Regions from separate parts of the Mus musculus genome. Here region 1 is linked to region 2. Evidence: chromatin loops called from intact Hi-C (ENCODE). Cell type or tissue: heart. All regions are shown on one strand. Each heading gives the region's core, and the rest is flanking DNA. Links, peaks and the distances in the headings are about the cores only. Region 1 has its middle 19 kb from the start of Gm35658. Region 2 holds the start of Pias1 (protein inhibitor of activated STAT 1).

Region 1 (8,331 bases), core at 179-8,178, 93 kb before region 2:
CAGTAGGTACCATGGCTCATACTTGCAAGTCCAGTACTCAGGAAGATGAGACAGGTGAGTTACTATGACTTCATGGACAGCTAGGACTACACAGCATGGCTTTATCTCAAGCACACCAAATTGGGGGGTGGGGGTGGGGGGGGAGACTCTGATCTCAAGGCAAGGATGCTATTGCAATTCCACGATGTGATCTGAGTGTTTGCATGTCTACACTCATATGTTGCTATCCTTACCCCAGTGGGATGGATTAAGTGGAGACCTTTGTGAGGTAATTAGGTGCTGGGGATGGGGCCCTAGTGAGTCAGACTTGTGCTCTTATAAAAGGGGTCCTAGCAGAGGCTGAAGACCATGACTGGTCTTCTTGGGAACAAGTCAGGCACACAGTGCATCTATATACCTGCAGGTAAAAAGACGCATACACATAAAATAAAAATAAATAAATCATAAAAGGAAAGGGAGTCCCAACCAAGTGTGGTGGCTCATACCTGTAATCCTAGCAATCAGAGAAATGAAATAGGATAAGTAATTTAAGGTCAACTTTGTTACATTAGTGAGTTAAAGGCCAGCCAGGGGTACATAAATCCTTACATCAGAACTCACCATCAAGACTGATGACCTAAGTTTGAGCCCCAGGACCCATGTGGTAGAAAGAAAGAACTTGATTCCTGCAAGTTATCTTCTGGCCTGCACAGATATACCAACACACACACATACACACAGGTGCATGCACACACATTCACATGTGCACAATTAAGAAGAAAAGGAAGGAAGGAAGGAAGGAAGGAAGGAAGGAAGGAAGGAAGGAAGGAAGGAAAGAAGGAAAGAAGGAAAGAAGGAAAGAAGGAAAGAAGGGAGGGAGGGAGGGAGAGAGGTAGGGAGGAAGGGAGAGAGGAAGGAAGAAAAGAAGGAGGGAAAGAAAACAAAAAAAGGACCCCAGAGAGTACACTAGCACTCTTTTTACCTTGTAAGATGAGCAGAGTTGGCAGTCTGTAACCCCTTCCAGACCCCAACCACAATGGTATCCAGGTCTCAAACTTTGTTGAAAAGCCACAGAAACTGACTGTTCTAGTTACTTACCTCATTGCTGTGATAAAATCCTGACTAAAGCAACTTAAGGGAGAAAGGATTTGTTTGGGCTCTGAGTTTGAAGTTACAGTCTATCATTACAACGAAGTCATAGCGTGTGGTGGCTGGTCACACTGCATCCACAGTCAAGAAGCACAGAGTAACGAATGCTTGTGCTCTGCTCACCTTTCCCCCTTTATATAGCCCAGGATCCCAGCCCAGGGAATGGTGTCACCCACAGTAGGCAGGGCTACCAGCCTCAAAGAACCCAATCAAGTTTCCCCCACAGCCAGTCTCCCAGGTGATTGTTTGTTTGTTTTCTTAATCTCATCAAAAGACAATTGAGATTAGCCATCATGATGACTGAGACAAAGAGACTGGGGATTACTGGTAAGTACTACAATGCAACACAGCTAACAGCTCGTTAGGTCATTTATCTTAGTAATTTTCTATTTTTGCTGTTGTTGCTACTGTCTGCTTGCTTTGCTACTGTTTGTCCATTTTGTTTTTGAGATGTTGTCTCTCTTAGAACCTAGAACATGCATTCTTCTTAGTGCTTCGACCCACATCCTGGCCTGAATGAGGATCACATTAGATTGCCACACCTTCAGCTGAGTAGGTCTGCTGTCTGCTTCTTCCATCATGAGTGCCGATGCTGGGACTCTGGGGAAAAGCAGAGAGGAAGAGGGGCCTAAAGACAACTATCCCCTCCCAATCCATAAGGCTGTATTGAGGGTTAAAATCATGGGCTTTGAGGACTGTTTGAGTATGTTCCTGGAAGCTCCCATATTAAGGACTGTCAGGTTGTTGGGAGGTGAATAGATTCATGGGTTCATTTTTTAAATTCATAGTTGAATATACTTTAAGGGGTAGGGACTGACTAGGCCACTGTTAGTGTACCTCTGAAGGGTCTGCCTTATCCATAGCTCTATCTTTTCTGTGTTGCTGCCTCCTGGAGGTCAGAAATAGAACAACACACACACACACACACACACACACACACACACACACACACACACATCCACCATGGTATCCTACCTCACTCACAAGACTGGAATCAACAGCTGAGTATCGAAAGGCTTTCCTCTCATTTCTCTCAGGCGTTTGTCACAGCAATGAAGTGGCCAACACAAGAGTAGAGCTCAGACTGGGTTTGTGACTCAGATGGTAGAGGGCTTGCCTGGCACACACAAAGCCCTGGTTCTATCTCCAGTACTGCATAAACTGAGCAAGGTGGCACACACCTGTGATCTCAGCCCTTGGGAGGTAACGACAAGAGGATCAGAAGTTCAAGGTGATCCTTGGAGCTTGAAGACAGTGTGAGATACTGAGACCCTATCTAAAATCATAGCGGGAAGGAAGGAAGAAAGGAGGGAGGGAGGGAGGGAGGGAAGGAAGGGAGGGAGGGAGGGAGGGAGGGAGGAGAGGACTGGGTTGGGAAAATGGCTCTGCTCCTACTCAGCACAGAGGGGAGGACAGATAAGGCACATGGCAGATAGAGCATAAACTCTGAGTCCCAAACCAGCTGTGTCCCAGTGTCTTTACAAACAGGAACAGCAGCTGCCCCACCTCTTACATTTGACCAAGAATTCTGGGGAATGTCACTGATCACAGAGAAGCTGAGGGCAGAGGTGCTGCAGATCACTGGCATCCCAGCCCTGGCCAAAACCATGCTCAGTGACACTTGCTCTCATGACCAACTCATTCAAAGTATTCCACTAGCAGCTCACCAGACTAAACCCCAGCCTGGGAGCCCAGAGCAGGCTAGGATCACCTAAAACCCTTGATTCCTGGCTTGAAGTCTGTTGGTGATGACTCCTATTGACGTCCCTTTGGTGGAAAGAATGTCACTAGCCTGCCTCTAGCCTTCCTGGGCGTCCTGTGTGGCCTAAAGCCGATAAGAGTGTGTACGTGCAGGCCCTTGGGCCAGATGCCTTCTTGTTGCTAGGCACCGGATGCTCTGATCTGAGCCTGGGATCAGGCCTGTGGGATGAGACATAGAAGAGGCCTTTGGGGCACAGAGCTGAGGATCCTATTGTCTTTACAGGGAGGAGTTGGGTCAGCTACCTTACTGCTGATTTGTTTGTTTAACTTTCCTTTTTATCCTATGTTCCTCTGATGGGAAGAAGGTCTACTTGTGGGCTCCTACTTCACGGAGTTTTTCAGTCTTCCTAGGCGAAAGCACACATTCCTGAAAACCACTCAAGAAAGGTGTCTCTGGGGTAGCAGTGGGTCTTGAGGCCCGAGTTAACAGCTCATGTGCACATGTGGGTGTGAGTGTGTGTGCTCCTAAGCACACGTTCTCAGGGACTGGAACCCCTCCCACCACATTCCCCAGGGCGTCTCCCCAGCCACTGCGACTATAATCATAGCCAGCCTGGGACTTTAACCAAACATCACATTCCACCACCCTGGACAACCTCTTTGTTTGATCTTCTCTCTAGAGACACAGGTCAGGAGGAAGGTGGGGCGAGGCGGTGAGCAGCAGCATGTGGGATGCATCTCTTCCTTCTCTTGTTTTAGAAGCTGCAAACCCAATACTGGTCCTCAAGTCTCCCCCAGTTTCTCCGCCTCAAACCTAAGGACCTCGGGCACAAATTTCTGAGAATCGGGGCCACCTCAAAGTCACTAGTCCAACCGATTACTTTATAGAACCCTGGGACACCGACTTTAATGTCACACACACAGAGGGACAGCTTTGCAGAAGTCCAGGAAAGAGCCTTCTTCCACATCCCAGCCCTCTCCACCAGTTAGCAGCCGCTGGGTGACACCTCAGTTACTCACTTAGAACTCAGCCCAACAAGCAAAGCAAAAGGCAGGAAGTGTGTGGCGGAGACTTATTTATGCTAGAGTGTGGATGACTGACATCGGGAGGTCTTCAGACAAAGGAGATTTAGGTAGAAAGCAGAAATGAAAAGATCAGGAGGGCACTAGATTATGTAAAAGTCGGCTGAGGTGACTGAGGTTAGCTACCGGGAGGAGACCATCAAGCCGGGAAGCAGCAAGCACCAGAGAGAAACTTCACATTAATACATGGCTCATGGGTCCAGGTCTGATTCTTTCTTCTGCAGGGGGAGCAGTGGGAATTTCAAAGTGTCAGATCCCTCTATGCATCTAATCCTGTTGCTCTCCAGAGAGAATGTGTTTTAGATTTATCTTCAAACTGCCTCAAGGATCCGTGGGTCATTCATTTGGGCCACCTGGGGCCTCAGCTTTGGCTGGGTTCAACTTCCTTCCTGCCTCACAGTGGGAGAGCAGCGATTCCTCCCAGGCTGGGTTTTGTTTGTTTGGTTTTGTTTTAATAATTTAAGTTCTCTGTTTTATGTATCTAATCTCTTCATATTTTCAAGATAAAATTAGTTCTACAGGGCATGTTAAATTCTCTGAGTATATTGGAATTGTTGTTTATCATTTAAATTTAATTTAACCTTTTTCTTTCTTTAGTGTTTTTAATTACTTAAGAAATACACATCCCTTGTAAAGGATTCATAAAACGGTGAAGGATGTGGAAGCAGACACCACCTGAAAGGAAACTTCCACTGCTAACATCCTTAGCTCTTGGGGTGTGCATTTAAAACTTTTAAAAATTATTTAATTTTTGAGACAGGGTTTAACATAGCCCAGGCTAGCTTCAAACTTGCCACATAGCTAAGGGTGACCTTGAACTCCTGAACCCCTGCCTCTACGGTTTTAGGTGGGTGTCACAAAGCCCGATTTTTACAAGGTGCTTAACCCAGGGCTTCATGCCTGCAACACAAGTGCTTTCTCACAACTCCAGCTACTGGTGTGTGTGTGTGTGTGTGTGTGTGTGTCCTACATGTGTGCTAGTGTCCTCAGAGGCCAGAAGAGAATGTCATATGTCATATCTTTGGAGCTAAAGTTAAAACTGTTGTGAGCCGCTCAGTGTAGCTCCTAGGAACCAAATTCAAGCATCCTTGAAGAGCAACAAGTGCTCTTGACTGCTGAGCCATCTCTCCCTCACCACTAAATACATTTTTGTTTCTTTGTTTGTTTCTATTTCCTCCCTTCTCCCCAAGACAGGGTTTCTCTGTGTAGCCCTGGCTGTCCTGAACTCGTTCTGTAGACCAGGCTGGCCTTGAACTTGGATCCTCCTGCCTCTGCTTGGAGTGCTAGGATGGAAGGCATGCACCACCACTACCTCCCAGCTAAGTACTTTTTTAAATCTACAAATAAGAAAATTCAGGCCTGCAGCTTCTTGGTGGTATCTGAAACCAAGTTTGGGGTTTTATGAGACTAACTATGTTTTAAGAATAACAAAGGGACTGTTTCCTCGACAGTGTGATGTTTACACTTTGGTTGAAAGTTTCACTCACTATGAGTGCTTTGGATCCAAGCAGAGGCACCAGCTCTCTCACTAAGCATTGTGCCACCTCACTGCCTAGTAACAGACACTCCAGGTTCCTGAAGAAAGACCTTTGCTGGGTGTTAGGGCATAGACCTGTAATCCCAGCACTCGGGAGACTGAAGCAAGGGGGATAATGAGTTTAAGACCTGCCTGAGCAACATATCAAGAGAAGAGAGCAAGCCAGGCAGTGGTGGCTCACACCTTTAATCCCAGAGGCATATCTCTGAGTCTGAGGGCAGCCTGGTTTACAGAGTGAGATCCAGAACAGCTAGAATTGTTTAATATTCCTACTACTGCAACAGTACGCTGTATTCACTGTCATGAATAGGACAGCAAAACCCACTTCTTTCCAAATCCCTACCCCCATCTCCCCACCCCTTGCTAGCCCAGGATACATGGGGAAGCCCCTGAGTAACTGAGCTGCAGCTGAACACCCTGTTTTATTTGAAGTAACTATTGATGGGTACACTATGGTTGTTCAGATTTGAAGGTTGTTGTTGTTGTTTTAGGATGTAGCTTGGTTGGTACAGCGTGTGCCATCCCCAGCCTGGCATAAGCAGGGCATGGTGGTGGAGGCCTGTAATCCTAGACTGGAGGTCGAAGCAGGAGAATCAGTAGTAGCTCAAGGTCATCCTCCAGGCACACTATATTGAGTCTGAGGCTAGCCTGAGCTACATTAGATCCTATCTCAATAAATAAAACATGAGCTTATCACTGCAAGGAAAACTGACAATGTTTATTATTAATGATGAAATACAGTCTTTCAAGCAAAAAACATTAGAATTTCAAAGCTTCAATTAGCCAGCAGAGCAGGATAGCTTCCAGCTCATAGGAACAATGAGATTAGTAATGTTGTTATCGTTTGAAGGCCAGAGCTCACCATTCCTGTCTTCCTCAATCTCTCTCTCTCTCTCTTTTTGGACAGAGCCTTTCACTAAACCTGGAGATTACTGCAGTGGCAGACCCGCAGACTTCAGGAGGCTTCCTGTCTCTTAACTCCCCAACAAGGATCATATGAAGGTTTCTTCCTTTAGATTCACTTATTTTAATTTATGTGTGCGAGTGTTTTGTCTGCGTGTGTGCCTGCCCATGGTGGTCAGAAGATGGTGTTGGAGCTCCCGGAAGTAGAGCTACAGATTTACAGACAGTGGGAAGTCAGATGTGGGTGCGGGGAACAGGACTGCTGTCCTCTGGAAGAACAGCTGGTACTATTGACTACTGAGCCATCTCTCTTGTCTCCCACCTTCTCTCTCTCCCTCTTTCCCTTTCTCTCTTTCCTAGCACTTCGGAGGCAGAGGCAGGCAGAAACCCTGATTCAAACAAACAAACAAACAAACAAACACCAAAAACCTTTTTTTTTAATTAAAAATGAAAAGCATTGTCACAGGATCGCTAAGGGCAAAGCTGAAGCCAGTGACACTCAAGCAGTGTACTGAGGGGACCGTCCCCTGTGCTGATGTCTTATATTATTAACAATGTGTTACTATTCATCCTACGTAACTCAGTATTCAAGGCATAGAGTTACAAAATCATACTTATATGAAAGATTCCTTCAAAGCAGGAGGAAAACCATCAGGTTTTAATAAAATTGGATGACCCTTTCCTGGATACAGTCTAGAATACACATTGTCACCGACCTTGGAGAACCTACTGCTTGTTAAGTTAGGTAAACAAGCCGGGAAGTGTCCACAGCAATCTAAAGAGAGTATAAAAATAACTCCCCCTTTCTGGCTGCCTCTCCGTGTGAAGCGAGGCTTTCTTCCTTGACTTCAACTGCTTCCTTGCCGCAGAATGGAGCAGATGCAGACTGAAGAATCCAGTTGCCTTCTGTGCTGCCACAGACTAAAACATACTTACAGCAGTGTGGCATAGTGCAGTCTTCTCACTGAGCTATGTTAACTTTTATTTAAAAAGATGTGATTTAGGTTGCGATGTAAAGAACTTATTTGTTATTTTAATCACTGAATGCATGCACATTTTGAAATATATCTCTGCTTTCATTTCTAAAATTGTAAATGCTGATGGACAAAACCTTCTGAGACAGAGCTCACTGAAATCTTTTGTAAGTTACAAGATTCTGAAAAAGGGCCCCACCCCAATCGAGGAACTGTTCATGGCTTCCAGGGAGTCTGATTCTTTTGAATGTTATGGCTCTTGATAGGTGGACCATGTCTGGTAGATGGCCTGTACCAAAATTATACAGACAGCACAAATTGGAATCTATAGGTTATAAAACAACAACAACCGTTTTAAAAGAGTATGAAAAGATCTAAAAAAAAAGTCCTAAGATGAGATGGATTAGTGCATGAATGTACTTGCTGCTAAGCCTGGTGACCTGAGTTCTATTTTGGGAATCCACACGGTAGAAGAAGAAAACTGACCTCTGACCTCTTACCTCTGACCTCCACATCACTCTATGACATATGTATCCCCCCCCCACACACACATAATCAATCAATAAGTAAATAACTAAATGTTACATAGACACCATATACAAAACAGAGAGAAGGTCACAAGGGAGAACCGGTTTGAGAGCGGCTTTTCTCTTTTTTCTCAGTAAACGTAGCTAGCTCACTATGGTGTGAGTACATCCCACAAACATTCCAGTGTTGGACATTTAATCCTTAAATTCATACGTTAATGGCATTTGAAGGAAGTAATTGGGATCAGATGAAGTCAGAAGGAAGGGTGGGACTCCATGCTGGCTTTGTAAAGAGGGAAGAGAAACCTGGCCCAGTTCACTTGCTGGGTTCTACCCTGTGGGCCTTCCTCCATCTTACAGCATAGCACAGACTCCCCAAAGCCAAGAAGACGGTTTTGGATTGCTCGATCCTCAGAACGCTGAGCCAAATACACCTCTACTCTTCACAGATTACCCAGTTTGGGTAGTTGTCATAGCA
Region 2 (8,331 bases), core at 78-8,077:
ATACAGTAACATGGGCAACTTGCTGTGGCTATATCCCTGAAGAAAATATCTTTCCTTCTCCAAGGAACCATTAACTACACATAGACCTTGGCTCACAAGGCCCTGTGCCCTTCATCCTTAATGGAATGTTATTGGGCCCAGTCTTGTGTAGGCCTCCTATAGGTAAGTATAGCTGCTAAGAGGTCAAGAATGCATCAGGCCGGGTGGTGGCGCACGCCTTTAATCTCAACACTTGGGAGGCAGATGCAGGTGGATTTCTGAGTTCAAGGCCAGCCTGGTCTACAGAGTGAGTTCCAGGCCAGCCAGAGCTACACAGAGAAACCCTGTCTTGAAAAACAAAAAATAAATAAATAAATAAATAAATAAAATTAAATAAATAAATAAATAAATAAATAAGAATGCATCAGACCTGTCCTGCCTGAAGGTGATGTTCCATAGTACTCTATTGCTTGCTTGGGCTCTATTCTTTCTGCCCCTTCTTCCACAGAGGGTGACTTGCTTTTTAATTTTGCAGGATATTACAGTGAGGAGATTGCTATGAATTTCAAATGCGAATCTGTGGTCAGATGTGACGGAGTGTGCCTTTTATTCTACCATTTGAAAGGTAGAGGTAGATGGATCTTTGAGTTCCAGACCAGTTAGGGTTATGTGCTAAGACCTTACAGAGACAGACACACAGACAGAGACAGACACACAGACAGAGACACACAGAGAGTTAGACAGAGAGACAGAGAGAGGGAGAGAGAGACAGAGAGCCAAGAGTCACTAATGGCTGCTTCCTGACTTTGATACATGTCACCAGGTGTCTCATGCTCCATCTGTTACAACTGTATTGGTCCTTGCTGCTATGACTTTCTAACCAGGATGGATCAATGTGGACCACACTCTGAAACTGGGACCCAGAGTAATTCTTGTTTCTGTAAAGTTGCTTTTCTCGGATAGTTTGCCATAACATCTAGAAAAACAAGTGATATAGGGAATCTCAAAAAAAGGTGGGACGTGATCTAGAGCCTTGTGAGAGATGTGGGCTGGATCTCAGAAACCACTAAGCGGGTTGTGGGGCAGGAAGCTGTGCTTGCCAGGTCTCTGTCCCTGTGCCCCTGTAGCTCAGCAAAGAGTGTGGAGCCAGCAAGTAGGCTTTGCTCATTGAGCACAATGGTAGAGCAAGTCCCTTAGTGTGTCGGGGCAGGGGTGGTGCAGGGGTGTGTGGGCTGACTTCTCATCTACCCCCTCACCCCAAAACAGAAAGAACACTTTGCTTCTGTGGGGAGGAATTGGATTTATCAGGTTTTTCATTTTAACTTCCCGGTGTTAAGACATTGGTGCACACCTGCAATCAGTAATCAGGACAGATTCTGGCTATGTAGCTCAAGTTGTCCTAGAACTCACTATGTAACCCAGGCTGGCCTTGAACTATTGAAACTCTTCTTGCTTTGCCCTACCCCACCCCAAAGTGTTGGGATCATGTCTTTGTATTGCATACTCAGCTGTTAACAGAAAGCTTAGTGAGTATAGTGCAAGTTGTAGGATTACTAGCCTTTGCTATCTAGGTCAGTTCCAAATACAGGGCTCAAGAAGACAGAAGCGCCTGGGGGTCAGGAAAGCCAGAGTCAGTCTGGACTCTGTCAGTCAGGTAGTCCTCCCAGTAGTCTGGAAGAGAGTGATGGTCGTGAAGACTGAACAAAATAGACTGCCTTGGATATATTTTAATAGCTGGACTCATGGGTGCTCTGGACACTGGAAATAAAAAGAGAGGAGTAAGGGTGCTTCCCTGTATTTCATTTTGAGAATACTGGATATATATATATATATATATATATATGCTGGATAATAGTGAGACTCTTGGGGAAGGAGCAAGTCTGGCGGTCAAGGATGATTGTGAGGTGGTGATGAGATGTGGAGTTGATACTAGGCAGCTAGCAACATTAGGGCTCAGCCTCTTTTTAATTAATTAATTAACTAACTAATCAATTAATTAAATTTGACACAAGGCTTTACTTGTAGCCCTAACTGGCCTAGAACTTACTTTGTAGACCAGGCTGGCCTCAATCTCCCATGAGATCTGCCTGGAATGCTGGAATTAAGGGCCTGTACCACAACACACAGTCTCTCTAAAGCAAAATTAATTAATTAATTAATTAATAATAATAAATTAAATTATTTCTTTTGGGATAGGATCTCCTGTAGCCCAGGCTTGCCTGGAACTGGAATCCTTGGATCTTTTACCTCCCAACTACTGGGATTTTGTTCAGGTACCACAATTTCCATTTTTATGCAATGTCAGAGGTCAAACACAGGACTTCTTGTATGTTAGGCAGTTAGATAAACAGTCTACAAGCAGAGCTGAATCCCTAAGCCTGCCTGGATTCGAATTTGGTGATGCAGTCTAAGCTGCAGATATTTGAAAATCGTTATATTATAGACCAAAAGTCAAGAGTTGAATGATAGCTCTGGGTGGTTGAATAAAGATCACAGCTGAGTCTTAGAATCTCCTATCCTTCTTCTTTCTCTCTCTCTCTCTCCCCCCCCCTCTCTTTCTTCCTCTCTCCCTTCCTTATTCTCTCTCTCCCTTCCTTCCCCTTCCCTCCTTTTTTCCTTCCTTCCTTTCTTGTTCCCCTACCCCTACCCCAGGTCTCTTTGTGTAGCCTTGGCTATCTTAGAACAAGTTCTGTAGACCAGGCTGACCTCGAACTCACAGAGATCTGCCTCGTCTTTATAGCAAATTCCAGGGCTGAATAGTGAGACTCAGGAGAGAAAAAGGGTGGAGGGCGGAAAGGAGGGAGAGAGACGAGGAGAGAGGAATAGGGGTGGGGGTGGGGAAGCTACCTAGTAAAGAGACAGGAATGGAATGTTGGGACAGTGGCAGTGATGTGGAGGAAAGTTCAAGAACTCTGTTTCCAGAGAAAGCAATCACATCAACTGTTAGCAGTTCCCTCTAGGCAATTGAGGTAAGCCCTGGGAACTGAGAGTGGGCTTCGAAAAGGTGTAGATGAGAGCTCAAGATAGGGCAGGCAGTGGAGCTGCCTCAGGATAGGTTTGGAGGTAATGCCACTGAAGAAATGGGAACAAGTACTTGTAGAAAAATGAAGTCTTGTTTGTGAATTTATTCAGTGAAGAAAGCGGAGAAATAGAGTACCCATTGAAGGTAATTTTGGATCCAGAGGAAGCATAAATTTAAGTAAGGAATTTTGGTTATGTTTATATGCTGATGAAAATGATTCCTTGAAGAAAGGGGGTTGGAACTATAAAGATACTGGAGTAAAACATGTGGGCATGTGGGAGTGAAATAATCCAGGTCACTGGTCAGGACCTGGCCTTCTTGAATTCAGAGTAACCCAAATGTTAAGAGGATTTTGATAGTAAAAAGTTGATCAGTTAAAAAAGGCTGGGGTTTTGAAGGAAGCTTTTAGTAGATAGGAGTAAGTCTAAATATCAATGTAGGTGAAGAAAACCCTTCTGGGATTAAGCACACCCCACCCCCCCCAATCCATTTTTCTCTTGGTGAGCCTTTTAATCTCTATGCTGTTCATCACCATTAGTAATTATATCTTAATAGTTCACAGATCTGTACCCCATGAGCGACAGGTCAGGGATCTTCTCTAATTTCTGACTACCCAGGGTGACGCGATGAATAAATGTCTTCAGAATTTGCCTTAGCTACTACTGTTAAATGCTGTTTAGGAGAGTCCCTTTTTCCCCTCAGAGCTTTTATTTCGGAAAAGATACCATGGGAATGATATATATATATATATATATATTTTTTTTTTTTTTTCTTTTTTGGCCTAACTGCCTCATCATGAGGATCTGCGTAAACCCAGAAACGCTTCGTCAAATTCTCCTTAGACAAAACTGACTAATTGGCTAGTTGTGATCGACCGGCAGCTGGGTAGGGTACAGGTGCAGAACGCATCTTGCGCATGGGGGCGCGCCGTGGCTTCAGTCAACTGGGGCTCAGAGGGCAGCCGAAGGATGAGACTGAGGCCAACACCTCCCCAGATGTGGCCTCTTCCCTGGGCGCTACTGGCTCGGCCAGTGTGGGGGCGGGGAGGCCGAGGGGGTAGTAACTGTCAAACTCCCGCTTGGCGCCATTATTTAAATAGTGCGTGTGGGTCTCGCAGCTGTGCGTGCCCGGGGCGGGGCAGCGAGCTCCTGGAGTGGGGCGGAGGCCAGGGGCGGAGCGGGAAGGCTGAGGGGCGGGGTGGAGGCGGAGTCAAGTCCGCTAGAGGGGAGGTTCCAGCGCGGCCCCCGGCGAGCTTCATTGCGCTTGCGCTGACAGACGCAAGATGGCGGACAGTGCGGAACTAAAGGTAAAGCGCAGCTCGAATTCACTTCTAATATTCGGCCGCGGAGACGGCGCCGCGGCTGCCGGGGGGATGGGTCGGACCCTGGGGGGCCCGCTCGGGCCGGGCTCCACCCGAGTCTGGAGTTGTAGGCGGGAGAGGCGCTCCGGGCCTTAGTGGAGGGGGCCTGGCTGCGGCGGGCCGTGGGCCCCGGGTGCCTCGGGGGCGCTGACGGGTCGTCCCCGGCGTGTTATTGTTGTGGGCGCCTCTGGCGGGGGTGGCGGGGCGAAGAGAGAGTGAGTCGGGACGTGGCGGCAGCGGCGGTCCCCGGGGCCTGGGTGCCTTACCTTGCAGCCCGCCTCCCCCCCCCCCCCCCATGGGCAGCCAGGGGGTGGGGGGGTGTAGGCTGCTCTGGGAAGAGGGGGATCGGGAAAACTGCCCCGCTGCCGCTTCCTCTTCCTCTTTCGCCGTCCCGGGCTCCTGTCAGGCGCAGCGCTCGGACCCCCGGGAACTTGGCTCCGGCCGCCCCGCCCCTCCGCGGCGCCCAGGCGCCCCCGCCTCGCTTGCCGCCGCTGCCCGCCCGCCTGTCAATGGGTGCCCGGCCAGAGGGAATGCGCGATCCCGGGGCAATCGGCTAGGGAATACGAGGGAGAAGCTCTTGGAAAGTTTAGCGAGCCCGGAGCCGGCGTTGGGGGTTCGGCTAAAGGGTTGCAGGGGGAGTCTGCCCGGGCGGGACGTTACTGTTTCTCTCTTGATTTCGGGCCACCGGGGAGGGTGTGTGTGTGGTGGTGGGGAGCAACCCATTGAAAGAGTGTGCTTTTGGGAGCGGTGGTGGGGATGCAGCCACCTCTCTGCACTCTTGCTGTCTCTGGTGTGGCAGATGAGAGCAGCCTTGGGGGTCTCTAAACACACCATGATGGCGATGCTATAGCTGATGGAGGTGAATGGTTCGTGTTTATATCCCCCGTTGCCTTTTGTTTGTTAGGGACATCTTGCTGGCCATGTTGATTTAAACGAAATTCTCCTCCCACCCACCCCCCATCCCACCCCAACCTCCAATAAATAGAACGTTCCATCGTTCCTCTCAACTGTACCAATTACTCATGCCTCGCGAAATTAGATGAAAGGGTGCCCCCTTTCCCCCGCTTTTTCTCCCACCCCAATCTTTACCTGATGATGGCTCCTTTACTGAAGCACATATACCACTACACAAGCAGTTGGGGGAGGGCTGGTGGAACCCTTATGATTGGATTGTGACAAATGGGTCTCTGCTTGAATAATTCTGGTTTAGTAGCAGGCAGGCAGTTCTTAACTAACGCATATTATTTAGAGGCTCTGAACATGGTATTCCCTTCTCTGGCTTCCTGTGTGCGAACCAAACAGCTGGTTATAGCACATCTCTGTCAGAGTGGAGATTGGGCTATGCAATTATAAATCCTCAGGGAGATTTAGAAATTCTTTTTATAATCAATAAAAAAAATTATTATTTTCCCCATTATAATGAAATAACTTCTAAAACAAGCAGACCACTACCTGTGTTTCTGGACACTTTTCTTTCCGTGCACCTGTGTGTGTGTGTGTGTGTGTGTGTGTGTAAAAGCCTCACTGGAAGATCTTTTTTTCCTTAGTAACTTTGGAGTGTTAACATATCAAGATTTTTGTACAAGATTTGGGTATTTGTTTTTTTTAAGTTTACTTCTAATTACTAACTTGTTTAAGACAGAAAATCTTAATGGATAGCGCCCCCCCCCCCTTTTTTTTTAAGACAGAGGTTTGCTATGTTGCTGAGGTTGGTCTGGAACTCACTGTGTAGACAGACCATACAGGCTTTAAACTTCAGGGATCCTCTAGCCTCTGCCTCCTTAGTGCTAGGATTAAAGGGATTAAAGGCATTCACCACCATTCCTGACTTGGATAGTTTTTTTTATCCCAATTTCAGACTATTGATTTCACCAAGAAAGCCTCTGAAATTTAACATTTTGGAGACAACCACCTTGCATAAAAACAAACGAACAAAAAACCCCAGAGCTCAAGTATGTGTATTTTATGTAATTATTTTTCTGTCACTATGTTACTGTCATCTTTTATTTTTGATTTTGTTTTGAGGCAGGGTTTCTCTCTGTGTAGCCCTGGCTGTCCTGGAACTCACTCTATAGAACAGACTGGCCTCAAACTCAGAACTCAGAGATCTGCCTGCCTCCTGCTTCCCAAGTGCTGGGATTAAAAGCATGTGCCACCCCCATCCTCTTCAGAGTTGCTGCTGTCTTATCTTTGCTTCCTAATACTTTTTAGGAGTCAATTTGAAAAATAGCTGGCCAAGTTTTTTATACATGGACCATGTAGTAAGGCTTGAAAACCATATGGGAAAAGTACCTGCAAAGAACAGAGTACCTTTGTTGTTTCTATTTTAAGAAAGTGCCTTCGGGGCCAGGCATAGTGGCCCCATACCTTTAATCCCAGCCTTTGGGAGGCAGAGGCAGGTGAATCTCTTTTTGAGGATCAGCTGATCTACAGAGTGAGTTCCAGGATAGGCAGAGCTACTTAGTAAGATCATGTCTTGATAAAATAAAGAAATAGAATAAAGAAAAAGGAAAAAGAAAGAAGAGTGCCTTTGGGGATAGATGAGATTCCTGGTGTGAGTCTTGTTAGGTAAAGTTTACTCTTTACAGAAATGAGTCAGTATCACACAGACTCTGAACACTTAATGGAAATGGTATTTTTCTAAAACTGGTCTCCATTTTTTCACCCTCTCTAAAAGCTACTTGAAATTTCCAGAGGGTTTGTTTTCCACTCTTATGTTTCTGTTGTATAATTTTTCAAATTATAATAAGTGTTTTGACACATTGGTGTGTCATTGTGTGTGCCTGAGACTTAAAGGAGCTGTGATAGATTACTTAGCTGGTGATAGCTGTGGTAAAAGTCCTGCTAAGGCTTCATTGTGGTATTGCTGCTTTGGAGAGTAGGGGCGATGATAACAGGAATGCATATCTTTGTGTGTGTGTGTACAGTGAAGTTTGGAATATATTCCTTTCAGAAATATTTTCTTTAGGGTGTGCATGTGTTTGTGTGAGTGATGTGTGAAAGATATTGGTCATATATGCTAATAAAATAGGGAAAGTCTAAATAATTAGGGGGAACCCTAGATTTTTTTATTTTTAAGTTTTAAATGAAAATACAGAACTCTAATGGGAACTGCTGAGGAAACACTAATTTTTTTTCCTTATCCCAATTCACAGCCCACATTTGACTGTGCAGTGGATTGTATTTATAATTATTTTCCTAATGGCCCTTTTAGTGAATCCTTTTAAATCTATAGTGATTCTGCTAAGATCAGATGGGAAAAACAGATCCAAAGCCCCCGTAGGGATAGTGCAAGCTTGAAGATATTGCCAATAAAAAGTAGATTGAGTCATACATATCAAAATGAGTTCTCTGTGCACTTCTGCTTATGAAGAGTTCAAGTTTTCATTAGGGGAATACCCACAAATGATTTCTGGGAGGCTGTGAAGGTGAAGGCACTTCAAACGGGGAGGATGTGCAGCCCAAGTGATCTTGGTAGCGATAACCTGACAGTTTCATTGTAGTTACTTTGATTTGTTGTTTTCTTAAGACAGTCTCTCTCTGTGAGCTCTGGCTGGCCTGGAACTTGCTACGTAGACCAGGCTGACCTCCAACTCACAAAGGTCTGCCTGCCTCTGCTTCTTTCTCTGCAGTGCTGTGATTAAAGGACTGCCACCATGCCTTTTTAAAATTTTATTTATTTATTTATTTAATTTATTTATAGACAGCTCCCTTGCTTTTAATCCTAGTAACTTAGAAGGTTAAGATTTAAGTAATGTGAGTTCTAGGCCAGCCTGGCCTTACATGGCAAGACTCTATCTAGAAAATAAACCAGGTTAAAACTAAAGAGAAAAAAAAAAAAGACTCAGATGACCACAAAATACCCTAAAACAGTGGTTCTCAACCTTCCTAATGCTTTAGTACAGTTCCTTATGTTGTGGTGACTCCAACCATAAAATTATTTCGTCGCTACTTCATAACTGTAATTTTG

What was found. A loop is a pair of places that touch in the nucleus more often than their neighbours do. Peaks named below come from ENCODE experiments on the same cell type or tissue, not always from the same donor. Only the 100,000 strongest peaks of a DNase experiment are listed, where the experiment ranks them.
Region 1: a loop joins it to region 2, with 2.2 times the contacts of the local background. A loop is called at or near these places in 3 of 42 quality-filtered maps.

Annotation. Positions count from the first base shown.
Region 1 is chr9:63,070,104-63,078,434 of GRCm38, reverse strand. No RefSeq gene overlaps it. Among named protein-coding and RNA genes, the nearest start is that of Gm35658, 19 kb to the left of the region's middle. In heart, for the core only: a CTCF peak has its summit at 4,113; DNase peaks (open chromatin) are centred at 2,944, 3,454 and 4,284; H3K27ac peaks cover 4,303 bases.
Region 2 is chr9:62,976,824-62,985,154 of GRCm38, reverse strand. Pias1 (protein inhibitor of activated STAT 1) reads left to right here and starts at 4,276. Exons shown (of 14, transcript NM_019663.3): 1 at 4,276-4,307. The coding sequence starts at 4,284. Gm35574 (a long non-coding RNA gene) reads right to left here and starts at 4,641. Exons shown (of 6, transcript XR_379535.2): 1 at 4,628-4,641. In heart, for the core only: a CTCF peak has its summit at 4,281; a DNase peak (open chromatin) is centred at 4,174; H3K4me3 peaks cover 2,054 bases; H3K27ac peaks cover 1,653 bases.